Linked DNA regions of Homo sapiens: regions 1, 2, 3, 4, 5 and 7 are each linked to region 6. Evidence: chromatin loops called from intact Hi-C (ENCODE). Cell type or tissue: mammary epithelial cell. All regions are shown on one strand. Links, peaks and the distances in the headings refer to the core of each region. The heading gives the core; the rest is flanking DNA.

The links. Hi-C counts contacts between places; a loop is a spot of excess contacts. Peaks named below come from ENCODE experiments on the same cell type or tissue, not always from the same donor. Only the 100,000 strongest peaks of a DNase experiment are listed, where the experiment ranks them.
Region 1: a loop joins it to region 6, with 9 times the contacts of the local background. A loop is called at or near these places in 9 of 110 quality-filtered maps.
Region 2: a loop joins it to region 6, with 9 times the contacts of the local background. A loop is called at or near these places in 4 of 110 quality-filtered maps.
Region 3: a loop joins it to region 6, with 2.3 times the contacts of the local background. A loop is called at or near these places in 6 of 110 quality-filtered maps.
Region 4: it touches region 6 in a loop (3.0-fold over the local background); 4 of 110 quality-filtered maps call a loop at or near these places.
Region 5: it touches region 6 in a loop (10-fold over the local background); 2 of 110 quality-filtered maps call a loop at or near these places.
Region 7: a loop joins it to region 6, with 13 times the contacts of the local background. A loop is called at or near these places in 24 of 110 quality-filtered maps.

The regions. Positions count from the first base shown.
Region 1 is chr7:92,689,919-92,694,497 of GRCh38, reverse strand. The region is part of intron 4 of CDK6 (cyclin dependent kinase 6); the gene reads left to right. Among named protein-coding and RNA genes, the nearest start is that of FAM133B, 100 kb to the right of the region's middle. In mammary epithelial cell, for the core only: a CTCF peak has its summit at 2,781 (motif pointing left); a DNase peak (open chromatin) is centred at 2,777; H3K27ac peaks cover 315 bases.
Region 2 is chr7:92,901,962-92,906,540 of GRCh38, reverse strand. The region is part of intron 1 of CDK6-AS1 (CDK6 antisense RNA 1); the gene reads right to left. Among named protein-coding and RNA genes, the nearest start is that of CDK6, 68 kb to the right of the region's middle. In mammary epithelial cell, for the core only: no CTCF peak of the experiment used is centred there; a DNase peak (open chromatin) is centred at 2,040; H3K27ac peaks cover 2,657 bases.
Region 3 is chr7:93,041,008-93,045,586 of GRCh38, reverse strand. No RefSeq gene overlaps it. Among named protein-coding and RNA genes, the nearest start is that of SAMD9, 75 kb to the left of the region's middle. RefSeq lists enhancers at 995-1,726, 4,508-4,579. In mammary epithelial cell, for the core only: a CTCF peak has its summit at 1,945; DNase peaks (open chromatin) are centred at 956 and 1,736; H3K4me3 peaks cover 519 bases; H3K27ac peaks cover 2,448 bases.
Region 4 is chr7:92,914,975-92,919,553 of GRCh38, reverse strand. CDK6-AS1 (CDK6 antisense RNA 1) reads right to left here. Exons shown (of 2, transcript NR_110088.1): 2 at 2,367-2,717. Among named protein-coding and RNA genes, the nearest start is that of CDK6, 81 kb to the right of the region's middle. In mammary epithelial cell, for the core only: no CTCF peak of the experiment used is centred there; a DNase peak (open chromatin) is centred at 2,573; H3K27ac peaks cover 1,698 bases.
Region 5 is chr7:92,878,380-92,882,958 of GRCh38, reverse strand. The region is part of intron 1 of CDK6-AS1 (CDK6 antisense RNA 1); the gene reads right to left. Among named protein-coding and RNA genes, the nearest start is that of CDK6, 44 kb to the right of the region's middle. In mammary epithelial cell, for the core only: CTCF peaks have their summits at 2,322 and 2,551 (motif pointing right); no DNase peak of the experiment used is centred there.
Region 6 is chr7:92,985,931-92,990,509 of GRCh38, reverse strand. No RefSeq gene overlaps it. Among named protein-coding and RNA genes, the nearest start is that of SAMD9, 130 kb to the left of the region's middle. In mammary epithelial cell, for the core only: a CTCF peak has its summit at 2,215 (motif pointing right); a DNase peak (open chromatin) is centred at 2,279; H3K27ac peaks cover 1,292 bases.
Region 7 is chr7:92,618,420-92,622,998 of GRCh38, reverse strand. All of the region lies in intron 6 of CDK6 (cyclin dependent kinase 6), which reads left to right. Among named protein-coding and RNA genes, the nearest start is that of FAM133B, 30 kb to the right of the region's middle. In mammary epithelial cell, for the core only: a CTCF peak has its summit at 1,804; a DNase peak (open chromatin) is centred at 1,748; H3K27ac peaks cover 1,633 bases.

The DNA of each region.
Region 1 (4,579 bases), core at 332-4,331, 300 kb after region 6:
GTAATTATTAATGTTCTTTCAGTTTTCCTCTTGGTTAAAGTTTGATTTCTGTAAATGTCAAGTTTCTGTGAACAGCATCACTGACCTGGATGTATTGGTACACAGTGCAATGTTCAGATGGTGTCACTGAGCATGTAGAATTTATTTATTCTAATTATAGGATTCTGGAGTTGGAAAGACTTTAGAAATAATCAAATGTGACTTCTTGATTTTGTAGTTGAGAAACTAGGGCCTAACAATATAAAATTACTTTTTTGCAAAGTAATAAATATACAAAGGTTATTTATAACTAATATCCAGAGGTATATCTGGATATAAATATTTATTTAAAACTAATATCCAGAGTATATCTGGAACAAAAACTCAGATTTCAAAATCTCAATCAAGGACTCTTTCCCTTAGTCCATCTAGTCACATACCCCCTATACTGTGTGGTGTTCACAGATGACTAAAGATGAGACTAATAAATGGCCGATATTTAGATCATCTTCAGCAAGTAGATGACCACATAAATGATTATGAACAGACGTTTTGTACACTGAGCATGAGGCAACATGGGGTCTTGGTCTTTACTTATTCCCAAGGGTACCTGGTAACTGACATTTCAACCATTCAGCTTATCAACTTGCCATACTCCAATTTCACTATAAACTTCTCACAATCTGTAAAATCCCCCTTTTCTCTTGCCTATTTAATGTGTAACAGTGACTTCACATGACAACAGTGAACTCTACATCAAAGCTGACAATATGACCAAAGCTATTCACAGAGGCTAATTCATAGCACTAACTGCTTTTATGACTGGAAAAGAAAGATTGACTGTAAATGTAAAAGCCTTCAATCCAAGTAGCACAAAAGAAAAAGAATTCTTTTCAACAAGCATCGATTGTATTTACATATTACTCATTATGAAAAATTAAAACATGTTAAAGTATATAATGATGAATTAATTAGAATATACCTGTATAAACTAGGATGCAGGAAAAGTTTAAAGCATAAATGAATAAATTAGAAAACAGATAATAAAATGGAAAAATAAACCTACCAGTTGGTCCTGAGAGTCACCTTCTAGATCACGCCAGCCCACTTTGCTACTAGGTAATAGAGCTTTTGAAAGAACTTGTGGCATATGAGACAGGATCACATAGGGCTGGGAGGGAGTGCTGATCAGGGTTTCTCTGTGAACTCAGCCCATATCCAGTTATTCTCAAGCCTAGGCACCCCCATTTCTTTCTCTACTTGTATCTCTTTCTCTTAACCCAGGTAAGAAAAACAAATACCTCCTATTTATACATGTTATAGGTTCACAGGTAAACAAAAGACAGGGAAAATAGTAACCTGCAAAAAAGAGAGTTTGGGCCTGTGCAAAACAGACATTCCTATTAATAATTTTCCACTATGCAGATTATGTTTATAGTTTGTTTGGTAGGTGAACCAAATATGGTAAAAATACCAACTGAGAAGGGTACAAGAAGTACCCCGTGAAGAGCAAAGATGAAAAAATATTGTGGATGTACCAGAGATGAAAGTGAGTAAAAATACTTGGTTTTCATTCAGAAAATTTTTCTCTCTCAATTTTTTCTTCTACACGAGGAAAATCAAAGAAAGGCTTAGTCCTGTGTAGTTCTGTTAAAAAATGAATTTATTGTAATATTCACAAGGAATTTGTGTTCCTAAGGTAGTTGTTTTTGTTTTTTGTTTTTTATTTTTGAGACACAGTCTTACTCCATAATTCAGGCTGGAGTGCAGTGGCATGATGATCACGGCTCACTACAGCCTCGACTTCACAGGCTCAGGTGATTTTCCCACCTCAGCCTCCAGAGTAGCCGGGACCACGGGCACGCACCACCACACCCAGCTAATTTTTTGTATTTTTAGTAGAGGCAGGGTTTTGCCATGTTGCCCAGGCTGGTCTCGAACTCCTGGGCTCAAGCAGTCTGCCCACCTCGGCCTCCCAAAGTGCTGGATTACAGGCATGAGCCGCTGTGCCCAGCCCAAGATAATTTTCATACTCTTCATAGGTAGCAGTTTCATAGCCTTAGAAATTCAGGCAGCAAGGTACTGTGATTGGTGTATATGGACTTATCTTTGGAGTAAAACAGGCACTCATCAGATAGTAGCTCTTGCTAATTAGCACATGGACTATTGAAATTCCTTCCTGTTAATGCCAATCAGTCAGATTTTGCTACAGAACACATTTTACAGAACTTTCTTTCTTTCTTTCTTTCTTTTTTGAGACGGAGTTTCACTCTTGTTCAGGCTGGAGTGCAATGGTGTGATCTCGACTCACCACAACCTCTGCCTCCTGGGTTCAAGCAATTCTCCTGCCTCAGCCTCCCAAATAACTGGGATTACAGGCATGTGCCACCATGCCTGGCTAATTTTGTATTTTAATAGAGATGGAGTTTCCCCATGTTGGTCAGGCTGGTTTTGAACTCCTGACTTCAGATGATCCGCCCACCTCGGCCTCCCAAAGTGCTGGGATTACCAGCGTGAGCCACCGCGCCCAGCCTACAGGGCTTTCATATGGGAAAGTTAATACTTTTCAGTCCTGTGGGTCTCTTTAAAGCAATAAGATGGCATCCTTCAGTTTACTCAGTGGTTGCTCTTGCTTTTACGCTTACATTTAATGAGTTTTAAAAGTACAGTTAAAGTACTTCCCTGTATTTGACATCTGTGTCTCAGTACTCAAATTTTCTTTTTTATCAAAGGCATTCTTTACATCTGAAGTCTTACATTTCTCCATATATACTTCAGTCTTTTCTTTGAAGAGGTTTACTCCCTCTGCTGGCTCTAACTGTGAAATGAAAGCACGTGTAATCTATATAGTTCTGATTACCAATCTGAGGGATTGCTTGCATATGATGGTATTGCCTTAGACTTTTTTCTAAAATGTAAAATTAAACTTTTGTTTGGCTCCCTCTGATTCTGAATAATAAAATTGCCCAAAAATCTAAGAAATATTTTATATTCCTTTTGAGAACAATATGAAATTCTATGAAACTAACAGTGATTTGATAATTAAGAAATTCTGGCATGCACATTTACAATATGTAATAGGTGCTCAATAAATATTAGTTTCTTGATTGCAGTCATATTTTTATTGTACATAGACATTGTGTGTGTACTTCATTGTAGGAGCAATAAATCACCCATTCTGTTTAATGAAGTCATCTGTGTTTCTGTAGCACTTTCTCAATGCCTTATTATACTTCCAGCCACACAGTATTACAGTTATTTCTTTTTACATTTGCCTAGCTTGACTATGAACTCTTCCAGGACAGACATGATATGTTATTTGTCTTTATAGTCTCAGCTTCTGTCTTGGTAGGTTGATTGCCCAGTAATTATTGATGAACTTCAACATTATACTACAATAAATGTCTTCTCATTTGCTGTACAGACAGCCAGAAAGTATAAGTAATTAGAATTTGTTCTGCACTCTACTTTTATCGTGAAAAAGTAATTGAAAGTAAATAAGATATTTATTCAGAAAAGCCACTACCTGAATGTGAGCATATCTGAACTAATAAAAATAGTATAGTTAATACAGATATATAGCAAGATGTCCTCACCATCTACATCTGTAATAATATATAGTGGTAATTGACTCCCATAATGGTTATACCAAAGCCCTGAAGGATTCTTAACTTTTACTTTCATTTTTAATGCAAAACCAGGTTTTCATATATTTTGCTTGCTTAAAGCAAGATATACTAGCTCTTATTTTTCTTACTAAATTACATGCATACATATATTTCAAATTTTATTTTAGATTATTTGTGCTCAACCCCATACGTTGTCATAGAGTAGTGCTTTTCAACTCGTTTTCCAAGGATCACTAATTCTGTAGAATGTTAATAGATGTTATGTGAGGGGGAGAAAGTCATTCAGCTTTGTAAATGCTGAATTAAATATTTCTTTTTGAACAAAGCTGGAGGCATCATGCTACCCAACTTCAAACTATACTACAGGGCTACGGTAACCAAAACATCATGGCACTGGTACAAAAACAGACACATAGACCAATGGAACAGAATAGAGAGCCCAGAAATAAAACCGCACACCTACAACTGTCTGATTTTTAACAAACCTAACAAAAACAAACAATAAGGAAAGGATTCCCTATTCAATAAACAGTGCTGGGATAACTGGCTAGCCATATGCAGAAGATTGAAACTGGACCCCTTCCTTATATACAAAAATTATCTCAAGGTGAATTAAAGACTTAAATGTAAAACCCAAAACTATAAAAACCCACAAAGACAACCTAGGCAATACCTTTCAGGACATAGGCACAGGCAAAGATTTCATGACAAAGACTCCAAAAGCAATTGCAACAGAAGCAAAAATGGACAAACGGAAGTTAACTAAACTAAAGAGCTTCTGCACAGCAAAAGAAACTATCATGTTTCTTTTGAGTAAACAGCCTACAGAATGGGAGAAAATTTTTGCAAACTGTGCATCCAACAAAGGTCTAATATGGAGCATCTATAAGAAACATACAAATTTACAAGGAAAAAAAACGATAAAAAAGTGGGCAAATGACATGAACAGACACTTTTCAAAAGAAGACGTA
Region 2 (4,579 bases), core at 158-4,157, 84 kb after region 6:
CAATCTGCAGGTATAAAATTAAATGAAATGCATACATATGTGCACAAAATGATAGTTATGAGAATGAGAATATTCCTAGCACATTATTCTCCATAGCACCAAACTAGAAGCAACCCAAATGCCCATTGTATTAGTCCATTCTCACACTGCTACAAAGACATACCTGGGACTGGGTAATTTATAAAGAAAACAGATTTAATTAGCTTGCAGTTCTGCAGGATGTATAGGCTTCTGCTCCTGGGGAGACCTCAGGAAACTTACAATCATGGTGGAAGACAAAGAGGAAGCAGGCACAGTCTTCACATGGCCAGGAGGAGAGAGAGGGAGTGAAGTGGCAGGTGCTACACACTTTCAAACAACCAGATCTTGTGAGAAATCCATCACAAGAGCAGCAACAGGAAAGTCCGTCCCCGTGATTCAATCACCTTCCACAAGGCCCCTCCTCCAACACTGGGGATACAATTTGACATGAGATTTTGGTAGGGACACAGAGCCAAACTATATTACCCATTAACAATAGAATAGATAAATTGTAGTATATATGTATAATGGAATACAATTTAGCAATGAAGAAAACTATATCTATCTATAAAAACATTAATGAACCTCAAAGGTATAACATTTAGCAACAAAAGAGTATATACTATGTAATCTCATTCAAATAAAATTCAAAAACAGGCAACATTAATTTATAGTAATAGGAATCTGTGCCGTGGTTACCTTTGGAGGAAGTAACAACAGGGACAGGAGCACATAGTAGGCCTCTGTGGTGGTGTTAATGTTCAGTATCTTGCTTTGTGTCAAAATCAAGCTGTAAAATTAAATTTATGCCCTTACAAGTCCATAAATTAAATTTAAATTTAATAAGTGAAACAAAAGCTATATCGTTGCCTAAATCAACCAACCATAAAGTCATGAGTCATAAAAATTCCCAAATTACTTTTAATCCTATCATTCCTAACCCTAAAACAGTGAGGCCCTCCTGATAAAAAGACGCACTCTCATTACAGACAGTCCAATGCTCTTCCTGTGCCCAGCACATTATTAATAATTAATAACTAATATTTTAGTGCCAGACACCACACTGACTAAATAGTTATTGTGGATGAATATAGTTAGGGTGGATAATAGTGTGGACTAAATAGTTAGTGTGGATTAATGCAAATCATGCATTAATATATTGAAATCTCCCAATAACCCTTAGAGATGGCTATTATTAAGCTACTCTATAGATGAGAAAGTAAATTTTCACAAGGTCACTATATCAGTCAATATCTTTCATTACAATTAAAAGAGACCAACTTTCGTTTAAGCAAAAGGGAATGTGCTTAAAAGGGCATTGCAGAACTCCCAGAGTTGCCAGGACTGCCAATGTGAGGACTCTGTAGCCATGAACAATACCCCAGATCAAGTAATGGAGCTGGTCCAATGTGAAAACACTGTCTTATTGCCCAGCACTGGTGAGTGTGGCCCACTCTGCCACACTGCCAGACCTGGAGCCCAGACACGGGCACTGGCAAGTCTGCCACTGCTCTGTGGGAGCTTGCCATAACTTCTGCCACCAGCACGACCAGCAAGAATGACTCTCAGTTCCCACTGCAGCAACCAAGTGCTGAGCACATGTTTCATGCCCTAAGGCAAAAAGGAATATATGCACTTAAAAAATCCCAGGTTTGGAAGGTGGCAAGTGGGAATTTGAACCCAGCTGACTTGGTTCCAAAACCAAAGGCTCAAATTTTTGCGAGGCTGTCTACAAACGGGTGATGTTACTTTACCATTTAAAGGACCAAATGAGGCAAGCAAATCCAACAACAAGCAAACCCAACAACACTTCATGTCACTGTGTCACTATCAGAAAGATTCAAAAATGAATTGCTTGACTAATTTATAGACAGAACAAAACTATTTATATGACAAATAGGGCTGCTGGAAATCACCAAGTGCTTTAATAAAGGCAGACAGGGAGGACCCCATATGACAGCTCATCCGAGAACCAGAACTGCACCATGTGGGGCCATGTGGCTGCATGCTGACTCAGAAGAGGGGTGGGGAAGGAGGGCCGCTTCTGATTCACCAAGACCACATCCTGCCCCTCCTTCATTCTTTCCCCTGGAAGCTGCATATCAATCTTCTTAGTGAAATCTCCCCAAAGCATGGGGCTCAGGTATTTTCAGCAAACGTCTGTGAACCTAAGAGTCCCATTTTCCAGGAACATTTGGCCCTGCTTCTTTTCAATGGCATTTAGGTGTGAAGTTGACTATGACTAAGTGTGAAGCTGATAGTCTGCACATGAATACTCAGGGCTTGATTTGGGTTATTTAGTTTTCCCTGTGTTTTCTTGGGCACAAACCAATATCTAACATCATATATATATATATATATATATATATATATATATATATATATATATATATATATATATATATATATGTCCTTTAAAAAACTGGCTTTAGCTGGTTTAAATCAGAAAGAAAATTCTTAAACACACAATACCAGTTAGGTAACAACTTGGGAGAAATGTGTTCTTTCTGACAATCGTGTAAATACATATTCATTATCATCAAAGACTAAACAAGCATGTCATCCTGCTCTGATTCATCTTAGGAAAACATGTGGTAGGCAATTCAAAATCCTTCAAATAAAGAATAAAAAGAGGCAAGGTCAAGTTTTTTGTTAAAGGAAATTTAGTAAAATTAGTGTATTTGTGGACTTTTTAATTTTGTTTGCAGTTTTGAAGGTTGGGGTTTTTTGGGGTTTTTTACTTTTGTTTTGGGCTATCATTATTATTATTGGTTTCTATGAAGGCAGTAGTGGGAGTTAGGATTAGAAAGGTTGTGGTAGTCAATATATGGAGGACTTTGAAAGGTTAGGGATCTGATCTTTATTCTGTAGGGAGGGAGTAATTCATAAAGGTTTTTTATCTACTTTATTTTTACAATTTTTTAGCCAAATAGAACAAAGAGAAAAGTGTGGAAATTTTAAGTAAATTTAATTTTTTAAATCACACGTTATGCAATCACCATTCATGTCAAGAAATAGCTACCAGCACCTCAGGAAGTTCCCTTGTGGTATTTTTAAATTTAAAAAATTATCAACTATAACCAAATAGAGTGAAAACGTAAAACATGTATGTTCTGTTTAACATGTCATTGCCATCAAGGTCAAGAAGTCTAAGATCGAAAGCACCCCAGAAATCTCCTGAGTTTAACTTTGAAATCTCCTGAGTTTAACTTCGAAATCTCCTGAGTTTAACTTCCAAATCACAACTTTCTCCCTCCGCATCCACCATTCCCAAACCATAAGGTAATTGCTACCCAAATATTTGGAATAACCATTTCTTTGTTTTACTTTGTTTTTACCACCTAGGTATGCATTGCTAAATAAGATAGTTTAGTTTTGCCGTTTTTGAACTTTGTTCAGATACAATCATGCTTGATGTTTTCTTTGTTGTTTTGCTTCTTTACCCAACAGTATTTTTGAGGAGTCATCCATGCTGATTCTTGTAGTTCATAGTCAATTTCTTTATTATAAATAATCTGTTGCATGAATATATCACAAGTTATTTATCCATGCTATAGTTGTTAGACAGTTAGTGGTTTCCAGGCTGAGGCTATTACAAATAATGTTAAGGCATTGTCTGTGTGTATGTAAGGGAAAAAGAGAGAGAGGATTAAGATGTATCTAGTAGTACTATGCAAGCTGAACTCAGATAGGGAGGAAAGAATCACGGAATTTAGTTGGGAGACTCAACCATAACAATCAAACATATGAGCTTAGTGATTAAAAAAGAAAGTAAGAAAGGACAGATTCCTAGCAGGAGTTCCCATTAATCTGCATTTTTGCCTGCTTTTGATGCTATCCATAATTTTAAATGTTTGCTAAAATAATAAGGAAAAATTAGCTATTGCTTTACATTTCAGTTCCCTAATTAGTAGTGAATTTGAGCATTCTCTTGTATTTTTTCATCAGACTATGAAAATTTGTGTGTAAATTGCCTATGCATATCCTTTGCCCATTTTTCTATCAACTAATTCTTGTCTTTCTTGCTGATTTGGGGGAACTCAGTAACTTCTGAATATTAATCCTTTGTCTATTACCTATATTGTATAGATATTTTACTTGCATATTGCTTATCTCTGTTCACAGTGTCTTTTGCTGTATGTAAATTTTTAATTTGTATATATGATGACTTTTTTGAGGTGTTACCTTGGCTAGGCTACAATATCTAATTATTCAATTAAACATCTAGTCTTAGTTTTCTTGTGAAGGTAGTTTGCAGATATAATTAAAGCCCTTACTCAAGTGACCTTAAATAAGGGAGATTATCTTAAATAATCTGAGTAAACCCGATTAAATCAGTTGAAAAGCCTTAAAAGTGGGACCGAGGCTTCTCCCAAAGGAATATGAAGTTTCACACTATGATATTCCCTTTCTAAAGACCTTCTCTACTGATTTCAGACTTTCTTAGTAAGCCCCAACAATCACACAAGCCAATCCATATGTGTGTGTGTGTGTGTGTGTCTATCTGTATGTGTACACACACATCTCTATCTTTCTATACATGTATCTATCTATCTGC
Region 3 (4,579 bases), core at 347-4,346, 55 kb before region 6:
CAAAGTGCCTAACAACCCATCTTGCTTCTTGAAGAACTTCTGCTGATTATCAGTGGTTCAGGAAATGTAATCTAATTTTTAACACAAACCAAACCCAAACATAATTACATGCTAAATATGTAGAAAGAACAAGCATATGATGCAGTTCAAAGCCAAATAAACGTGATTTCTATTTTTGATCATTGAAAAGTAATCTTTCTCACCACTGCCTTCTGTAAATATAAGGTAATGTGTGTGAGCCACATGCAAGTGGGTTCCTAAATCCCACTGTATATTTAATATTTATAGTAACTTTCACTCAAGAATCTACTCCCATATGTGCTAGCAATCATTTTTCCACTTTGAAAGCGTGAAGAAATTATTCCCATTTTACAAAAGTAAATAAATTTAGTCCTGGAGAGGATAACATTACAGTTCATTTTCATGTATAAATGGCCTTCCCTGCTAGAGACTGAGCACCTCTATGGGAAAAGAGTGGTGTCCGATTAAATGCTAAGGTGAAAAGTCCAGTTCATCCTCTGGAAGAAAAGAATGATATGTCCTTGTTCATCCCTAAGCCTTCCGGGTTGGAATAACGATAACTGGGATTTCATGAGAACCTAGAAGAGTGATCTTGTTTAATGTATTCACTCCCAAAATACAGTTTCTGGACTACCCTCTAGAAGCTTTTATTCTGTTGTATACAAACTCATTATCATTCATACAGCCTAAAATTTCACATAATCATTTGCTGAACACTTTGCAGTTAGGCTTTTTAGATATATTTTTAGTTTGTTCTTGATTTCCCTATTTGTTTTTTTTTTCTTGCTGGGGGAGAGGGTGAGACATATTGAAATTTAATAGAGATGATTGTTAGACAGAATTTTGAAGGAAGTGAGTGTACTCACCCCACCCACTTCATCAGGAGATGCTTCCTCTGTGAGGTGGGATTTGAGTCATATTAATTTGTCCCAGACCACACCAAAATTAAGCTGTTCACGTCTGAAACATTCCATGAATTCAGTTGCGAGGAGGAATTTGTTCAGCCATGTTATGGATTCATATTTCTCTCCTCTCCCAAGAAGGTCTGGGTGTCCTTATAAGGGAGAACGCCTCTGTTTCCCACAGTGTGGAGAGCGAAATAAATACTCTCTCACAGTCAATGCAGAGGTAACTTTTTTTTAATGGATTAAAAAAAAAAAAAAGCAGTTCTGAGAGTCCATCACTGTTTCAGCATCCCCATTCAGAGAGGGGGCTTTTGTCTCTCTCTCAGTGGGAGCTGCCATTTTAATGGGGCCTCCAGCAGGGCCTGGTTTGATGATGTGAAGTAGGCCTGGAAGAATCGTGGAATTTTTTTTTTAATTTAGATTTTGGTTAATTTAACCATACTGGCTTTCAAATGAACTGAAATGTAAAAGTGAATCCACGGTAAATGTCCCTCAGAAGCTGCTACCAGATAATTTCAGCGATTTCTCATCTCTGAAGCTCTCTCATGTGAAAACCAATCCCTTGAAGTTCTAATAGGCATTACCGGCCGTCTACCCCCAACCCCCAATCTATTTGCAAAGATGAAAATCGGGAGAATTCATTCTTAAAAATATGCATACGCATACACAGACACAAACGTGCACTCCTAAATGCTAAATGAAAACATTGCTTTTAGCTGATTGGTGATGCCAAGCCAGGATTGGGATAGCTTTGTGGTAATTCTGGGGTTTCCCTTTTGCCTGAGTCATGAACACCACGGTACATGGAATGCTCCCCGACCCCAGAGCCTTGGGAGTGCCAAAGCTACTCCCCAAGCCCTCGCCCCAGAGGAGGATTCCAAAATCCCCCACAGCACACTTTCTAGATAAAACTGTTGCTCTCAGTAATGAGGCCACAGCCTGCAGAGCCAAACTGGCCCGCAGGCCGCTTTCTGCAGGCCTGGCGCCGGACCTGCTCTGCCCCCGCCCGCTCCGCAGCCCCCGCGGCCACACAGTGGCTGCGCCTGGCAGCTGCGCGCCCAGATGCCAACCGCTGGAATGTGTTTTATGTTCCCGCGTCTCTGCCTGGCTGGCCTCGGGGGAAGGCTCTTCCCTGGCCTCTCCGGCTCCGGCGCTGGGCTGCGGCAGCTGGGGAACCGATGTGCGATCATTTTACACATGAGCTAGCTGTTCACCCTTCCAGGAACTGTTTGCCTGCACTAATTCCGCGCAAGATGCACACACTGAGCCCCTTTGTAGGGCTGAAGGATGACAGTCTCTCCAGCCTAGATTGATTTAGTAAATGACTGACTGCATGGGCCTGAGTACCTGGGTATTCGTGTGTGTGTGTGTGTGTGTGTGTGTGTGTGTGTGTGTGTGTGTGTGTGTGTGTTGACTTAAAGGCGCTCCCTCTTTGCAGAAATAAATGAATTAATGAATTTTTAAAAAGAAGGTAGAACTAACGCATTTTCGAAAAAAGCAAACATCAGGGAATGTGCAGTTTGTTACAACATATCTATCCATGATTCCATTTTGGGGGAATTTATATGAAGATATCCCACAATCGGGCAATCGCCAAACAAGAAAGCATCCTTAATTGAGTTGAAACTGGGGGTAAGGGGACAGAAAAATCGCCCCCATAAAATAATTTCAAATTCAGCCTTGTGTTTCCCAGTAATTGGGCTGTCTGAGGATGAGACTGGGAGTGGAAAAATCCAAGTTAGTCTTAGAGCTGCACTTCTCAAAAGTGGCTGCAAAGGCTTTGAGGTGGTCAGTGATTTGTGTTTATTTACAACAATGCTTTAATTAATCATATTTAATAAGATTTGATATCACTTCATCGGTGGCTAAGCAAAATATTAATTATGATTTAGTTTGTTGACTTACCACTATCAAGAACTTGGATGATGATTTTTTTTAAATCATTTTATCTCTCTGTGCCTTTTCTATGCTTCAGAAGTGACAATGGCATGTTTAAGAGTCTAGGAAACATTTGAGCCTGGGATGAAAAGTCAGATACTGAAGACCCAGTTGTACACATAATGCATTTTTAGAGAAGATACATAAAAATGGACATCCAGCCAGGTGTAGTGGATCATGCCTGTAATCTTACCACTTTAGGAGGCCAAGACAGGAGGATTGCTTGAGGGCAGGAATTTTAGACCAGCCTGGGCAGTATAGCAAGACCCCATCTCTACAAAAAAAAAAAAAGAGAGAGAAAGAGAAAAAAAATGGACATCACTTACAAAGTACACTCTCAATAGCAGATATGCTCTATCTTTAAAAAAAGTTTTGAATTATTAATGTATCACCTTCTTGTTAAAGAAAACAATACCAAAATGTTTAAAATTAAAAGTAAAAATTACCTCCATTCCCACTCCCCTGGAATAATCACTTACAAATCCAACAAGTATCTTTCCAGTCTTTTTAAACACACAAACACATATACTGTATAATATATATGTGTATAAAATATATGTGTGTATTGCATATGCTTGTATACATGCAATATACATTTAATGTACCTATAGAGAGAGGATCGCTTCTTTTTAATGGGATCTTGTTAAACATATTGTTCTATAACTTCCTTTTTACTCAGAAATGTAATCATGAATAGCCTTTAATACCAGTATTATATTATTTGTAGTGGCTCCATAATATTCCAGAATATCAGTGTATGTTTTATTTAGTCCTTCCCATATTTATGGTCATTAAAGTTATCCCAAATTCTTCAGTAATATCAATAATGCTGCCATAAACATCCTTGCATATATATCATAAATTTTAAATATATATTTAAATGCAGCTGTTTTTGTTGTTGTTTTTTGTTTTTGTTTTTGTTTTTGTTTTTTGCCTCTGTGGAAACTGGAACTGTCAACTGAGAAGGGAAAGGCAGCACGAAATGAAGTATAAGTGTTGCATAAAGAATAAAGGCTCAAGTTGCAAAGCAGTGAGTTGGAGTTGGCTTATAGGAACAGAAAGCAGACTCATTAAAAATTGCATTTTGATGTATAATATATTTTTTTCAAAGTCATGAGGCTCTATGTTCTCACAATGTCTTCTTTCAGATAACATACCTGTAGGTGTGCACAACTCCGTCTCCAACTTTGTAACTGAACTGGGCATGGAGTTGGGTTCACTTTGTAACTTTGAAATCTTGATGAGCAGCACAGGAGCCATCATGGCTTCTCTGTAGCTAAGGAGACTGCAGTAGTTGCTACAACCAGTAGCTATATTTGGCTCTATTTCTCAAGCACTGAAATTGAAAATAAAGAAGTATTTTTCCTTCACTTTGATCTCCTTTCTATCTTGCTTTCTTTTATTGTATATTCTTTTTGAAAGTCACCTCATATTCTTACTGATTGGGTCTAGAGTCATTCCTTTATCCATTCACTTATTGATGTACATTGATACATGTACTGAAATACATCAAGTAGAGCTCATTTACCTTCATTATACCAGGAAAAAAAATCACCATTTACCATCTGGGGCCAATAAACCCTTTAAATTTTTTAAAATATTTTCAAAAATATTTTTAAGTCATTTTGCAAATAATTGATAGAAGTAAGAATAAGGGATAGTAAAAAAAAAAGTTAGAAATGTTAATAAGAATTTAAGCATAGCAAATTTAAATT
Region 4 (4,579 bases), core at 166-4,165, 71 kb after region 6:
TGTCCTTTGTAGGGACATGGATGAAGCTGGAAACCATCATTCTTAGCAAACTATCACAAGAACAGAAAACCAAACACCACATGTTCTCACTCATAAGTGGGAGTTGAACAATGAGAATACATAGACATAGGGAGGGGAACATCACATACCAGGGCCTGTCGGGGTGGGGGGCTAGGAGAGGGATAGCATTAGGAGAAATACCTCAAGTAGTGGATGGATTCGCGGGTGCAGCAAACCACCATGGCACATGCATACCTATGTAACAAAACTGCAGGTTCTGCACATGCACCCCAGAACTTAAAGATAATTTTTAAAAAAATAGAAAAAAAAGAAACACAGAACAATCACAATTAATAGGAAATATGAAGTATGAAGACTTGGAAGTTATAAAATTGATGATCAAGATAAAAGTCTATTAGGTGTGATGGAAAATTTTAACGACAAACTTATAAGACAAACTGGTTAAAAAGGGGCAGAAACAGAGTTGACCAACACACTGAGCCATAGCTTTTTCTGTGTTTCCTTTTATCATGGCTGTGGCTTTCTGACACTCTGCAAAACAAGGCAAATGTCTTATTATGATTGCTAAACAGACTAACCCAGGCTCAGAAATAATCAGTATTATTTGCAAGTGATGGTCACATGTGTGCTCATGCATCCAGAGTTGTAGCTGGCATTTTATGAAATGACACAAAAGATTCTGTGCATCTTCAATTTTCCAGATTTAATGAGTGTCTTTTCAGAACAGAGGACTGTTACAAGAATGGTGGAGAGATATCAGGAAGGTCATTCCCCTTTCCCCTGGGGAGCTTTAAGCATGTATAGTTAGGATGAATCACTTATATCCATGCACAATTAAATAGGTCTGCTGCAGAGCAACCTGTGAACAAATGCGGGTCAAAATATCAGTATGTGTATCCATGTTGAAGTGATGCTGATAAACAGGAATAAAAAGAATCAGGTGGAAGGTTTTCAAAACAGTATCAGTAAAACTGATGAACTTAATTTCATGGGGAGGAAAGGGTAAAATATTCTAGCATATGCAAAGTTATGGAAGTAGAAGCAAATACTTCATCACAGTCTACCTCATCACAGTGGAATAGTATGTTTTATTATTATAATCGTTATTAGTATTCCTATTTGAGAATGGGAGATGGCTGAACATGTAAATTAACCTGCCCCAAGTCACATAGTGAGTTACCAGTGCAGCTAAAATAAGTGATATTTTAGGAACAGTTTACATCATGAAACACTGAAGCTGTATATTTTTTCAATAAATGATAGTACTCTAGGTAGTTCTTAGACAACAATGAGTAGAAACTAAACTATATTTTTAAAGGGCTTACTTAATAAATATTGCAAAAGATAGGGCAAAGAGCTTTCTTATTCCCCTAGTGAAGAAAGCCAGGGTATTTTTTTAAAGGAAGAAGAATCATTAACAGTATTTCCTGAAGGAGAATAAAGCCTTCCAGCCTGCATCAGAATTCCACATTACTACCCGAATTCTAAGATTAAGGGTGTGTTTTACCCACACCCTAGATTTTTGGGAACACAGGCTCAGCATTATGTAAGGTCCACTAAGGAGGATAATGTGACTCTTCTCTTTACGGGAAAGCCCTTATCCTGATCTTATATATATATATATCATATATATATATATATATATATATATATCATATATATATATATATATATATATCTCATATATATATATATATCATATATATATATCATATATATATATCATATATATATCATATATAAAAATCATATATGAGTCATATATATCATATATATGATTCTATCTATATAGCAATATATAGATATATATTTCTATATATAAATATAGAAATTATATATATATATATATTTCTTTTTTAAATGCACTTTATCCTTTAGCCAAACTGCCAGATCACTCAGATTGGCACACATCTATTTATCTCTACTGTCAGCTCCTGTAAATGGTAGCATTTACCCAAGACAGAAAAATCTCCTGGAATAACCAGTATACTTGTTTCAATAATCTGCAGAGCCATAAATGAGAATGATTCAGAATAGAAGAGTAGCTGGTTTCAAATACTATTTCATTTTCCTCCCAGCCCACTACTAGAGTCTAGTACACTACTGTATAGTGTGGGCCTTTGTGGAGGCTTCTATTTCCCACCTGTATTTCTTTTTCTTTTTCCAGCAACAGTCTGCCTTTGTGCCAACTCCTAAATAACCATAAATTTTGTTCTTATAAACCTTAATGAATGCTTGGCCAAGATGCTGTAACTATTGGCTTCTATATTGGAGCATAAATGGAAAGGGGGAAAAAAGTGCACTGTGAAAAACTGGATAAAATGGAAAAAAGATCACAGCAAACCCAAAGTCGCAATTTGCCTTTAATGTGAAGGAGGCCTTGTTTTCACGGTGTGGCAGCTTTCAGGGGTTTTAATCTCAAAGTGGCTGATCAATTTAAGGTAAGTGGCAGGCATTTGGCCTGGTTCCCAGGCTTTGCTTTGCTGCTCTGAGAAAAGAAAGGATTCAGTCAGACACACAGACAAGAGGCATCATCAGCGGCTCCCACATTCCAAGCATTTTAACACAGATTAGGTTGGCATGATTCTACTGTTTACTGAAATCTCCTAGGTGTTGCATTTTTCCTTTTCCTTGCTGCAGTTATCCAAGATGGTTTTCTCAGGTCAAGACCTTCATATGCCAAATAGCTTGCAGTGCTGTGAAGGGAAAAGAAGAGCAGAGGTCAAGACTTCTGATTAAAATGCTATTTCACTTGCTTGCTGCAAAATATGAGACTTCAGACAGCAGGTAATTGAGCACTGAACTTTTTGCCTAAGGCATACATTGAGACAGGAACTGTTTTACATGCATGCCTGAGGGGGAAAAAAAACAAAGATAATTTCTTTAACAAGGACAAACTTAATTCAACTAGGAATGCCCAAAGGATTAACAGGGTGATCTGTAGTTATTCTTGCTTCAGATTTTATAAGCATGAGGCTTACAGATAATGTTGAACAAGATTACAACCAATATAGTCCATTTTTAAATTAATATTTTTACACCATATACTCTTTATTTTTTCAAACAGCAATATTAAATGAGTTCAACAGACCCCTTACCACTGTCTCATCTTCTTAGCAAAAGTTAATTTTTTAATCCATTTGACCTATAACATAGGTTAAATAAAATATGCATTCCATCGATTAAGCCAAAAAACAAATAAATTGTCTCTCATATATTTTGGCTATATTATACCATATAGAAAATTTGTATTTTAAAATACATTTTCACAGTTTTTAAAGATACTTTGCCTTACTTTAATATAATCAAGAACACCTTCCCATTAGTCATCTTCATGGCAGATCTCCTCATGTTTTATTTCTAAGAATTTTATCAAAATAAGAAACTACTATAGATTTTTAAAAGTAATTTTTCTAGCTATTATACTTTTCAAAAGCAATGTTGAATTATTACACTTACTATACCTAGAAATGCCTTCCTAACATTTCATACATTTACATTGACTTATTTCTTCCAAAACTAACACATGGTTGCACTTGAGTAACTTATATTAAGAATAAGTGTTCTTCAAAAAAATTAGCCAGGCATGGTGGCAGGCGCCTGTAGTCCCAGCTACTCAGGAGGCTGAGGCGGGAGAATGGCGTGAACCCAGGAGGCAGAGGTTGCAGTGAGCCGAGATCACGCCACTGCACTCCAGCCTGGGTGACAGAGCGAGACTCCATCTCAAAAAAAAAAAAAGAATAAGTATTCTTGTTTGTAAGGGTTAGCTTAGAAACTAATGCAACTATAACCAGTTATCTTAACTTCAGTTGTTATATATGCAAGTGTGGCTTTTAAAAAATAATATATGACTTTTCACTGATTAAAGAAAAAAAATAGAGTCAGAAAAGAAGCAGCTAGCAACCGTCCTTCTGCTGTTGCCGCATATGTCTTATCAACCTGTGATACTTGTCAACATGTGATACTTGGAACTGCAGCAGCCATCTTGCGAACATGAAAAGAGCCAGCCTAAGAGGCCTAGCTGAAGTGCTGAGGATGGCAGACAGGAAAGATGGAAAAAGTATGGTTTTAAATTATGTCATTGAGCCATTGAACCAACAATCCTGGGTCCACTCAACTTGAGATTTCTTCTTATGTAAGATAATAGATTCCCTTTCATTCATGCAATCATATTTGTTGAGCATCTACCATGTCCCAGACCCTATTCTAGGTGTCTGAAGTAGCTCAGTGAACAAAACACAAGATCCCTACCCTTGTGGAACTCACATTCTAGCCAAGAGAGATTATAATAAACTAAAAACGTTAAGTAAGAAAATTCTATAGTATGTTAGGAAATAGTAAGCAGAAAAAAATTGATAAGAGGAGCATGGCAAAAAGAATCAAGAATGCTAGGATCAAAGGGACAGGTTTTGATGTTGAATAAAGTGAGAATTTGGCTTCACTGAAGAAGTGAGATTTGAACAAACACTTGAAGGAAATGAAGGACTTATTTCTTAAGCCAGTGGAAGATAGGTTGTATTTTTCTTATTGTTGACAATCCTCTAAGTGAGAGAGAGAT
Region 5 (4,579 bases), core at 309-4,308, 110 kb after region 6:
TAATTGCATAGAATATGTTTTCCACCTGTTGCTTTCAAGACGTGTATCTTTACAACTGAGATGAGTTTCTTGTAAGCAGCATATACTTGGTTCATGTTTTCTTTTTTTGTTTTGTTTTGTTTTGCTAATCCATTCCACCAGTCTACATCTTTCAAGTGGAAAATTTAATCCATTTACATTCAAAGTTACTATTGATATGTGAGGACTTATTCCTGACATTTTATTGGTTGACTTATGGTTGTTTTATATATCCTTGCTCCTTTCTTTCTCTCTTATTGTTCATCATTGTGGTTTGGTAGTATCCTGTAGTGGTAACATTTGAGTTTTTATCTCAAATCTTATTTAACAGTGTTGTTTTTTTTTTAATATTTTCATGTATTTTCATCATGGTAGTTATTGTTCTTTCCCTTCTAGGTATAGAATTCCCTTAAGTATTTCTTGTATGGCTGATCTAGTGGGGATGAATTCCCTGAGCTTTTGCTTGTCTGGGAAAGACTTTTATTTCTCCTTCATTTATGAAGGATAGCTTTGTGGGCATAATGTCCTTGGCAGCAAGTTTTTTTCTTCTGCACCTTGGATATATCATCCCATTCTCTCCTGGCCTGTAAGGTTTCTGCTGAGATGTCTGTTGTTAGTCTGATGAGGTTCTTTTATGATACTAGACACTGTTCTCTTGCTGTTTTTATAATTTTCTTTTTCTTTGATTTTTAACAGTTTAACTATAATGTGCCATGGAGAAGACTTTGTGAATCCTATCTATTTGGGGATCTTTGAACCTCCTGTATCTGTACATCTAAATCTTTTGCTAAACCTGGGATATTTCCATCTATTATTTTGTTAAATAGGTCTCCTAACCCTTTAGTTTTCACTTAACCTTCTGGGACACCAAGAATTTGAATATTTGTTTGCTTTATGGTGTTCCATATGTCAGATAGGCTTTGCTCAGGCTTTTTGATTATTTTTATTTTTGTCTGACTGGGTTATTTCAAAAGACCTGTCTTTAAGTTCTGAAATCTTTCTTCTCTTTGATCCAGCCTGTTATTGAAGCTTTTGAATTTTGTATTTCATTCAACCCATTCTTCATTTCCTGAATATCTGTTTAGTTCTTTTTTACGATATCTAAGTCTTTGGTAAATGTCTCATTCATATCCTGGTTTGTTTTTCTAATCATTTTGTATTGCTTTTCAGTATTCTCTTGTATCTCATTGTGCTCCTTTAATATCATTGAATTCATCGTCCTTAACTTCATAAATTTCCGTTTGATTGGGATATGTTGCTGGAGAATTATTGTGTTCCTTTAGAGGTGTTTTATTTTCTTGCTTTTTTATGCTTCCTGAGTCATTACATTGATATCTCCTCATCTGGTGTAACAGTTGTTTCTAATTGTTTTAATTTGCTTTCATAGGGGAGGATTTTCATGAAGATGTATCTATGAAGTTAGTTGGGTAAGGCACTTTGGTTTTGATTCTGGATGCACGTAGTAGTGTTGCTGCTGTATTATTTCTTTGGCTGTAAACAGCATCAGTGGTGTCTGTGATTTCCTCAGTGGTTTAGGATGTGGTTGTTAGTGGAGGCTTGTGGTGAAGTTTTGCTCGGACAAGGATACCAGGTAGGCTAGTCTTCAGGTCCCAGGGATGGCAGTAGTGGGCTGAGTTTGCTTGCCTTGGGCCCCAGAGTGACGTATGCTGGCACTGGTGTTAGCATGTACAAGCCAGCCAACTCATGGGCCTACAAGTGGCCTGCTTGGGTGCCTGGAATGGCAGCAGTGGGCTGGACAGATAGGTGGGTTCTCCATCCCCTGGGTGGTGGGCACGGCATGGGCAATGGAAGGACCAGTGGTGGGAAAATTCTCTGGGAATCAAGCAGTTCATGTTGGTGTTGGTTATGAAGGGCTGTGCAGGCCAGACCTCAGACCTGCAAGTGGCACATACAGCTGGGTGCCAGCTATAGTGGCAGAGGCAGGTTGAGTGGAGCATATCCTGGGAGGAATGCTGAGGTGCCAATGGTGGTGAACTGGGTTGGGCAATCCCCAGGCCCCCGGATGGCATGCTTGGGTACTGGAGGTATGGAGCTGGCTCAGGCAGACCTGCCCTCAGGACCCCCAGTGGTGCCTGCAGGTGCTAGCTGTTATAAGCAGTGGCAAGGTGATCCCAGGCCACTGACAGAAAGGTCAGGTGGGGGCAGCTGTGGCTGCATTGCAGCTCTGCAATGGTCAATGGGAGCAGCCATAGGCAGGTAGCAGGAGGAGCGACAGTGCATACTTCACTTGTGCCTTGCCCTGCAGCAACCCCTAGTGATGGCAGTTGTGGGCAGTGGAATGTCAGTGGGACTCCAAGGATGTAGAGATGCTGAGACTGTTGAGCCCCAGGTCAGGACACAGTCTGGTAAAAGTCAGGCTCCCAAAATGCACCATGCTGCAGCTTCTTAGGACTTGGGGGTTTGTGGGACCAAGCATGAGTTCTTTCTCTGGAGTAATGCCTCACAGTCCTCAGGAAGCTCCCTATATGAAGGGGCTCTACCATGGCTAGAATTGTAGGTGTCCATGGCAGGAAAGTGGACCACTAGGGGTCACTCATTTACCCTTTACCCACATTAGATAGCCTCTCCAGACTCCTAGCCAATGCTAGTTGAACAGGCTGCTTCACTTCCTTCTCCCTTCTTGCTTTCAGTGCCTCCCATCACTTCTCTGTTGAATGTCAGTGAGGCACCAAGGATGTAGAGATGCAGAAACTGTTGAGCCCCAGGGCAAGACACAGTCTGGAAGAAGCCGGGCTCTCAAAATGTGCCATGCTGCAACTGCTTAGGACTTGGGGGTTTGTGGCACCCAGCATGAGTGCTCTCTCTCTCTCTCTCTCTCTCTCTTTCTCTCTCTCTCTCTTTCAGTGTTCTCATTTAGATAATCTATTCAAAGTGTGATTATCTACTCACTATTTTGGTTCCTCTCCATGGAAGAGGTGAATACCAGATACATCTACTAATCCATCTTGAAGCCCCTCCTCTTTAATCCATGTTTTATTGTTTTCAGTATAGGGATTTTTCATCTCCATGGTTAAATTTATTCCTAAGTGTTTTAATTTTTGTTGTTATTGCAATGGGATTGGTTTCTTAATTCCTTTCCTGGATAGTTTATTGTTAGTGTATTGGAACACTACTGATTTTTGCACGTTGATTTTTTGTCCTGCAACTTTATTCACTAATCAGTTCTAACAGTTTTTCAGTGTAGTCTAGGATTTTCTACATATCATCTCATTGGCAAAGAATTCCAATCCTTCTTTTCCTATTAGGATGCCCTTTATTTATTTTTCTTGCCTAATAGCTCTGACTAGGACTTCCAGTAATATGTTGGAAAGACGTAGTCAGAAAGGACATGTTTGTCTTACTCCTGATCTTAGAGGAAAAGCTTTTAACTTTTCACCATTAAGTATGATGTTAACTGCAGGCTTGTCATATATGACCTTTATTGAGGTATATTCCTTCTATGCCTAATTTGTTGAGAGTTTTTATCATGAAAGAGTGTTGAATTTTGTCAAATTCTTTGTCTGCATCTATTGAAATGACCATATAATTTTTGTCCTTTCTTCTGTCTATATGGTGTATCACATTTATTGATTTGTATGTTGAATCATTCTTGAATCCAAAGGATGAATAACATTTGATCATACTAAATGATCCTTTCCAATGTGCTATTGAATTTGGTATGCTTGTATGTTGTTGAAAAATTTTGCATCTATGTTTCTCAGGGATACTGGCCTGTAATTTTCTGTTCTTATAGTGTCCTTGTTTGGCTTTGGGATCAGGGTAACACTGGCCTCATAAAATGGTTTGGAAATACTCCTTCCACTTCAATTTTGTGAGTTTTGCGAGGGTTGTTATTCTTTAAATGTTTGGTGGAATTCAGGTGTAAAGCCATTAGGTCCTGGGCTTTTCTTTGATAAGAGCCTTTTTATTATTGATTCAATCTCCTTGCTTGTTATTAGTTATTTAGATTTTCTATTTCTTCATGATTCAGTCTTGATAGGTTATATGTTTCTAGGAATTTGTCCATTTCTTCTAGGTTATCCAATTTGTTGACATATAATTGTTTCTAGTAGTTTCTTGTGATCCTTTGTATTTCTGTGGTATAAGTTGGGATGTCTTTCATTTCTGGTTCTATTTATTTGAATCTTCTCTCTTTTTTGTCTAGTTAAGAGTTTGTTGATTTTGTTGATCTTTCCAAAAACCAACTCTTAGTGGTATTAATTTTTTCTATTGCTTTTATAGTCTATATGTCATTTATTTGTGCTCTGATGTTTGTTATTTCTTTCCTTTTGCTAACTTTGCGTTTAGTTTTTCTTTTTCTAGTTTCTTTAGGTATAATTTTAGGTTGTTTATTTGTAATCCTTCTTGTGTTTTTGATATTGGTATTCATTGCTTTAATTTCCTTCTTAGAACTGCTTTTGTTGTAGCTCAGAAGTTTTAATAGGTTGTGTTTCCATTTTCATTTGTCTTGAGATGATTTTTATTTCTTTTTTAATTTCTTTGACTCACAAATTGTTCTGGAGCTTGTTAATTTCCACATTTTTGTGAATTTTCCAAGATT
Region 6 (4,579 bases), core at 157-4,156:
AATACTAGGTGCTCAGTGAATAGTGGCTACTATTTTTTATTACTCCTGTGAAGAAATGTAGTCTGGTGCATGGCATATGAAAGGTACTCAATAAAATTAGTTGCTTCTAAAATACCTTTGTCTAAAATATCTACTTACATCTTTTTTGGTCTAACATTTAGACCTAAGTTAAACTCACAATTAACTGACAGTATAAACCAGATTAAAAGAAATACAAAATCATATAAATGTAAAAAATATACAATGAGACACGTTTAAGAGAACATTAAGTCTGATGAAACTGAGTTTATCTGGCAGGCCGACCTTGAAGACCAGCAAAGTAGAAGCAGATTTCCTGGGCTCTGTTTTCTCTTCCCAGCTGTTCCACTTGGTCTTGACATGAGACTAGGCAAAGGCAATCACCAAAACCAACATGCAGAGAAAAACTTCAATCTGGATCTAAAAGAGCCACATGAGGGAAATGCCAAAGGCTCAGTCAAGGGGTGGCCAAGAGCTGAGAACCAGGGAGAGTAATCACAGTGATTAGAAAGATGGAGAGGTTGAGATGGGAGGGCAGAGGAGGGGGCGAACAGAAAGAAATAGGGAGGAGGGGGACTGACTGAGGCTGCTGAAAGGCACCTTCTCATCCTGAAGGCCGTTTTGGGTTTTTTTTTGGAGATGGAGTTTTCGCTCTTGTTGCCCAGGCTGGAGTGCAGTGGTGCGATCTCGGCTCCCTGCAACCTCCCCTCCCGGATTCAAGCGATTCTCCTGCCTCAACCTCCCGAGTAGCTGGGACTACAGGCACGTTCCACCATGCCCAGCTAATTTTTGTATTTTTGGTAGAGACAGGGTTTCACCATGTTGGCCAGGCTGGTCTTGAACTCCTGACCTCAGCTGATCCGCCCACCTCGGCCTCCCAAAGTACTGGGATTACAAGCGTGAGCCACTGCGGCTGGCCATCCTGGAGGCCTTTTTAAAAAAAACTTGTCATGGTAAAATAAAACAAAAAACCCACACAAATTCATACCTTAATTAGTTATAAGGTGAACACCCAATAACTGCCACCCAGGTCAATAAATAAAAGTTTGTCAGCATCCCTGAAGCACCTCCATTAGCCTCATTCCAATCTCAGTGCCCTCCCTCTTCCCAGAAATAACCACAACCTAACTAGCACGGTAATCACTTCCTTCTGTTTCTTCACAGTATTATCACACACAGAGGCATCTTAGACACTCTGGTTAAGACTTGCCCTTAAAAAAAAGAAAAAAAGGACATGTCTCTTAAGTCACCTTTATTCTAGAGACTTCTCTATCCATGTCTTTTCTTTGCAATATATGTGTTGAAGAACTCAGGGCATTTGACCTGTAGAATTTCCCTCAGTCTGGATTTTGCTGAATGCACACTCATGCTACATTTCAACATTTCCTCTGTCTTTCGCAAATTGGCAACTGGATCCAGGGAATTGATCAGACTCAAATTCAACACCTTTGGCAAGTTCATAGGTGGTGGTATGTTCTTTCATTGGGAGGTACGAGATGTACCTCTTTATGTGATGTCAGTAGCCTTTGATGCTTGATGCCTAGATCCATTAATTGATTAGGGATTGAAGAATAATTATATTCTAATTCTATCATTTCTTTTACATTTACTGCCTAGAATACTTTTAAAAAGAAATACTCCTTTCCTTTACTTTAGATTACCCCCATACTATAATTCACACAGAAAAGACAGGATAATTGCTTTGTCTTTCCCTTTATTTTCCAGTTTTCAAAATAATGAATTGTTTCTCTATCATCCTCTGAAGATAACCGATCAGTTTATTTTTCCATATTACTATGAACTCATTAATGTAAACATAGTTGATGGCTCTGGCTGCTTTTATCAGACTGCTCCTGTGTGCACTGAGCTACTCCTCCAGTGTTTTAAGGACAATGACTGATAGCCGATGTCAGATAAGTACTTATTTCTTACCCCTTTGTTCATGGGTACCAATAGAAAGTTGGAGTTGGATAGAGTTGCTAATTCCTGATAATACTGCCTTGATAAAACAGTTTTATGAACCTGGCCTTTACATTTGTACTAAATAAAATGGCAACACTTCCAGATACTGGAAAACATAGAATATTGCAAATTCATTCTAAGTTGATTACTCTCCAAAAATATGCATAATTTCCAAGTTTACTGAAAACAAGTAAATAAACCTTACAGCCTGGGAGTCATGGAAAAATAAATACAAGGCATCCAACCAGCAGAGGGAGTGCAAGTTAACTGACAAATCCCATCTCCCAAGCTCTGTTTTCCTATTGGTGAGTCACTGATAATGTTTTGGAGAGAAGAAAGATACCAGGAACAAGACAGGACATATCTGTGCTACTTTGTTGTCTGTTAGAGGCAAACTACACTGAAAGAAAAATACAACAGTAAGGGAAAAGGTATTCTTTTGAATCTCATGGGAGCCTTCTTTGCTCAGAATTCAACACATTGTTGTCCACAACCTGACTGATAATCATCTTGGAAAATCAGGAAGGAAGAAAATATAATTATCTCACTTTTTACAAATTTGAAACAGAGACATCAAGCAGTGACATGAATTCCCTAAAGTCACATCAGTTGAAGGGCAGAGACTCCACTTAATGTTAAACCTCCGAATCCCATCCTGGTTTTCCACATAGGACCTTAGTCAATGACAACTTTTCAAAAGGGAGAAGAACTTACTAATGCACTTTGTAGCTTTTCTACTTGTCTTTACTTATAATGATCCAGTCAAGGCAAAAGCAAGAGCTTAGGAATTCAGAGCATCTGAGCACATCCTGATTTCTTTGCAAATTTTCCTCTGGGGTTGGTGCTTTAATTTTCAATCAGTCTGAGTCAATAACGTATGGTTGTCAGTGCCATTGTTGACTCTCACAATTTCTTGTCTCAACCTCACAGCTCCTAGAGCTTGGGGCCCGGGGTCAGTGGCAGGGGTTTTGATTTGGGGCTTTCTATGTTAGCATAATAGGGCAGGTCAATCTCTTGTGTATCAGTGAATTCTGGACTAAACTGATCTATCAAGTGTTATAGACAAATGAAGACCTTGAAGGATGGAAAGAGGCTCTCTGGAAGTCTCTCCTGCTTTTCCATTTCATTGAATCCACAGTCTGTTACTTGCTCCCCACAGAGATCCAAATACAGCTGAATAAGAAAGAAAAGTCACATGAGAAGAATGGAATGCTCTTATGATATTTTCAGGCTTCAGTGTATACTGAATTCCATTCACACAGTTCTGCAGGAGGTTTGGCCCATCTTCACAGAGCATGCCACAACTCTTGCTTATTGCAACAGATGTGTACATTTAAGGGCTGACAATAATTACAAGAAAAAAAACTGAGAGCTCTTTGCATAGGATCCTTGAAGTAGGCTTTCCCTTTTTCTTTTGTTGATACTGGTTTTAGAAAAATGATGATAAACCAGTGTTAGAAAGTTCAAATCTTTCCCAATTTGATGAACTTTTAATTGTGCACCTAATTCAAACCAATTTTAGAGATCATAGGGCTACTTCTAACTTTCCAAGAAGCTAATAAAAAGACTGAGAAAAGTTTTCAAACAATCCACCATTATTTTTAAAGAAATAAAATGAATATGGAGATAAATTTTTTATGAAAATAACAACCTTCCCTGGAGACACAGGCTAAAAAAATGAGAGCTTCCTGGTGGTGGCCAGAAATGAATGAGCTCTGTTCTTGCTTTCATTGAGTTTATAAAGAGTACAGTTGATCACTTGCATGTTCATTTGCCCTCATTCTGTGAACCTAATCTGTCTATCCCACAACAGACAGCAAGGCCTTCTAAAGCTTGTTCTTTCCAGGCCAGGAGGCTTCAACCCAGAGGCAAGTTTTCCAAAACATTCAGATCTACTAGGCTTATTTAGCTGAGTGGAGTACAGAGTTAATGAAGTCAAGGTCATTAATTCCATCTTAATCCAATCCAGCTAATCTTGTCCTCCTGTGTGTTCACTGAATATATCCCCACCAAATGGATCCCCACTGTCATTGTAAATCCATTAGTCACTAGGAGGAAAGGGTAGGTGGATATGGATGGAGACTGACTGACTGTCCTAAAATCCTGTCTCAACCATTTCATAGCTATGTAGATTTTAGTAGATTACTAAATTTTCTTGGTGCTGCCATTGTCTCACCATAAAATAGGGATAATTATAGCAACTACCTCATAGGGTTCATGTAAAGATTTAATGAAATTACCCATACAAAATGTCTAACACAATGGTAGACACATAGCAAAAATGAATTGTCAATTTTTACTTCAATTTGTTGTTGGTATTATTGCTGTTATTGTTATTCTTGCTATCGAATGACATCTCAAAGCACATGCCATCCATGGTGCTAATTTTATGTAAGTCTGTGTTGTAGCTAGGATTCCTTTAGCATTGGTACATATTGGCTGTAAAACTCATATCCACAGGTGCATAGATTCAAGAGCAGTCACTACATCTTCCTGAACATGCAGCAGAGCCAGAAAACCTATCTCAAAGCCACTTCACACATCACACACTTATATCAGTCATATGAGCAGCAAATAATTAATTGGTGCTCTGCTGTGA
Region 7 (4,579 bases), core at 236-4,235, 370 kb after region 6:
CATTAAAACATTTACAGTGACTTTCCTCTGACATGCATATCATGTGTTTATCTCTTGTCTTTCTTACTTCAAGCAGCTGCTGCAGACAGTGTTACTATTTGTGTGGTGAGTGGAGACATGGTAGAAGTGCCGTTTTATGCAGAGCCCTAACTGCTCTGCTCTGGAAGCTTGTATGTTGCTTGTGTGGATCTTTTTGCTGCTCCTCTTTCTTCGTGTGGCTGAGCTCCAGTTCTTTTAGTTCAAATACATTTTCTGCTTGTGGTCATTTCAAAAGCACCCACCATCAGAGATGGGATGCCTGGTGACCAAGTACCCATCCTTGTCCAGTGAGCTTCCTGTCCCCACTGAGTATCCTTGGTCACCCAGGTTGGTTCTGCGTTGTTTTGTTTTGTTTTCCTGGGCGAAGGATGGTATGCTACACATCTCATTTTTCTTTGGAGCACCAAAATAGAAAATGAGAACCCTAAGTCTTTGGCAAAATAACTCTGCAACTTTGAGAAAGTCATTTAAAACACCTCGTGAAGGGCTTACACAGTGCCTGGCACATAGTAAGCACTTTAAAAAGTTATCTATTACTGTTACTATTAGAGTTCATCATTAATTATTTAACCTTTTATTTCCTTAACTTCATCTGAGAAATGAAACTCTGACTTAAATTCTCTATAAGATCCTTTCTTGTGCTCAAATTCTTTGGTTTCAGTTACATCGCTCCTTGATGATTTACATAGTTTCATTCATGTCTGCATGTTCATGCATGTATGCATTCATGTTTCTAGAATGTAACTGGGGCACTTCTTCTGACAAAGCATGCAGTGTGGCATCCTTTTTTGGTTTTTTGTGTTTGAAAGGCCCATCCAAATTGGAGTGGAGTAGGAAAAAAGTGGGAGTTCTAGACCAAAAATAGCCCTGATCTTTGGTCTGTGACATTTTATAGGAATCCCAGTGATTTTTATGAAATTCGAAGTCTGTAAGACTGAAAAAAAAAAAAAAACCACCCCTAAAGAACAGATTTTCATATCAGCACTGTCTACTCAAGCGTGACTGCTTAAAACAGTTAATAAAACTGGAACCTGATTTTGTTCTTTTAGTGACTAGAAGCAGCTAGACTTCTGTTAATGCCAGTGCTACTGCTGAGTCAGAACATAGTAGCTTTAAGGCCTGAATAACATTTGCTAGTTTTTTATGCCTGGGGGCTTCCTGGGTCCAGGGCAGGTGATGCTACTGCTCCTACTACTGACCACTCTGTACAGTGGATAAATTCAACACAAAGCCTTCATGTTACCCCTGCTTCTGAATGGCAAGTTATTTAATCACTCGATGAACTCCCATCTATTTTTCCCCATGACTGTTGAATATATTTTGTGTGCATGTGATCATAAAGAGGAAACTAGGGAAAGCAGACATACTGATGACCTTCTGTTAAAAGGAAAGAGAATCTTGACTAAAGTCAGCTTGCCAGGACTTGAAAGCCATCACCTTCTTTCCCTTATTTATACTACCTGACAGTTGTGTCTACCTCCAGCACTGATGTCTGCAATCTTGTTAACATTGTTAGTGCCCCCTTAGTACATGAGGCCAGTGAAATGGACCAGAAGGAACATTTGACCGGCATGTTTGACCTGCTTCCAAAGAAAAGCCAGTTCTGCTTTTGGCAAAGTCCTGACAATCGTAGGTTGCCAACAGCAAAGAAGCTGTAGAGTTCTATGGTTTGTGCCTTTAGATTTTACTTTGTGGTTTCTGGCATTGTGTCATCAAAATTATGTTCTGTTTCCTCTGAATGCATTACCTTGCCAGAGAAAAGGGACAATGCTGCACCCTAGCGTCACTGCTGAAGTACTTGAAAAAATATTTCTGTCTCCTCCATCACTGCCATTTATAGATTTTGTGCCCTGTTGGGCTTGCCAATATAAATGTCAACTTTTAAGGCTTATATTCAGCAGTCCAAATAGTGGAATTAAGTGCAAGCATTTTTAATGGACCTATCAGAATTTCACAACACATATTTGGGCCATAAAAGTTCATTCTGGACATGAAACCAAATTTTTTTTAAGGAAAGCCATATTCACATACTCTTTTTTATTTTTTTCTTTGGAGACAAGGTCTTGCCCTGTTGTCCAGGCTGGAGTACAGTGGTGCGATCTTGGCTCACTGAAGCCTTGGCCTTCCGAGCTCAAGTAATCCTCCTATCTAAGCCTCCCAAGTAGCTGGGACTACAGGCACAGGGCACCACAACCAGCTAATTTTTATATTTTTTATAGAGATGGAGTTTCACCATGTTGCCCAGGCTGGTCTTGAACTCCTGGGGTCAAGTGGTCCACTTGCCTCGGCCTTCCAAACTGCTGGGATTACAGCCACCCCACCTGGTCCATGTTCACATACTCTTAAAGGGAAAAACATTTCTGTGTTTAGGAAGATTTAAGCCTTCAAGTAATAGCAAGTATTAAAAGTGAAACAATAGTTTTAGCCTGTGACATCTTAGAGCATTTTTAAGAATGATGTCATAGCTAAATGGAAATAAAATATTGGAATAGAGAGAACGGAACTCACTCTGGACTCTGTGACTGAGCTTGCTATCTGTGACTTTGGCAGTTCATTTTATTCCTCATTCTCAATTTCCCCATCTATAAAATGAGACTAATAACACCTGACTTACATGTCTTAGGAAATTATTACAGGAATCAGAGGAGGTGATAGACTTAAAGTTTTATATATATAGTTATGTGTTTGTTTAAAATTTTATATAAAATTATATAAAGTTATTTGTATATGTACACACATACAAACAGAGATGTGCTGTTCCTCTGAAGGCTTTTGGCATTCAGTTGATCATATACTTGCAAGATGTAATTAGATGTAGATACATTCAAAGCCACAAATAAAAAAGATTTTAAATATTTCTAGGAGTTATTAATATAATCAATTTCTAGCTGACTGGTGAATATACACAAAAATATTGATACACATAGACCTGACAACTAAAAAGGAATGAAAGGAAATTTTTAAAGCTCTCTAACAAGCATTTTTCATTCCCTCCTCTGCCCTGTCCCATTGTATCCAGACACTTACACGTGCATTTCTTTTCATAATTAATAGTGGTATTTTTGGTTTTTTTCTTTTTACTTCTATTGTAGGCTGTACTATTGAACAAATCTATATATTGCTCATTGTCATTTCTATTTATTGCTTCTAGTAAATATGTCCATGAATCTGTCTTTGCCTCAATAATGTAGCTCTCTCAGTATGCCTGATAGAGGCCGAATTACAGTGTCTTCCCCAGACACCCAGGCAGAGAAGCCATGATGACAGGGTTATCTTCCCAGCTGAAGTCTATGGCCTGGGCTCCGTGTAGGTGAGGGAAGGGGAAATGAAGTGCTACAGATCTTGAGACCTGTACCACATCTTCCTGAAATCTGGAAGTACATTCATAAGAACACCTCTTCCTGGGCCTTAGTCCCAACAAGTAGAGGCCAAGCAGAAGACCCTAATGTGGGCCAGCACAATTTCTAACTGTAGTTAAAATTATTTGTTCCAGTATTTGAATAGCTATGTACCCCGTCCACTAAACTATGATTTTATTTTTGGTTCAGAGTTATACAGTCTGTGTGAGAAAGAAGTCCCTGCATCCTCTGATTTTCTCTGTTCAAACCTACTTACGACCTATATGTAAACTATAAATAATATCTATACAATGTATAAGTTATGTAAGTCCATTGACCCATTAATTTTTTAAAGAATCTTAAGTTATACATAGATACAAGCAGTTCATATTTTAAGTGTGGTAGTGATGTATTTCCTATGCATCTTGTATTAATAACATTTTCTAATTATAATAATAGTAGGCAGTGTATTGATTGATAATTGACTGTGTGTGATGTATATCAGGTGCTGTGCTTTGTACTTTAAATTATAAATTTATATATTACTATAAATTCAAATAAAGTATAACTGATCCTCATTACAACTGTAAGTTATTATCATTGTATACATAAAGACACTAAGGGTCATAGATGTTAAGTAATTTGTCCTTACCTGCCAGTAAGTGGCAGGTGCAGGATTTGAACCCAAATCTGCCTATTTCCGAAGCCTGTGCTTATCACTTGCTGTTCTTTCCACATTTCTGATCCCAGAATGGTTTTCAGGGGAAATATAAATAATAGTCTTTTAATTTACTGTTTGCTCACTTTGGAATACCACAGACTTCCTTTTATAAAATCATGTTTGTATAATGCAGGACTAGCACGTTTTAGCCTCATTTTTCCTTCTGATTCTAATGTATATATTTAATATGTAGGGAATTGCTCTTTAACCAAAAATGCAACCAAATTGATATGTTAATAAACCATGTTGGATGAGCATCATAAAATCATGTCAATACTGGGGTGTTCGATCAAAACACAAAAAGCATTCTTGGACATAAAGGAAGATATGTACCAGTATGGGTCTCCTCTGAATACAATAAGTCCTGCTTTGTCACTAAGTCAGAGCTTACTGCCTGGTAATATATTTTCTATTTCTACATCATCCCTTACATTTAGTGTCTGCTACCAGAGCAATCTCTTATCTCCTCCCACTGAATTTT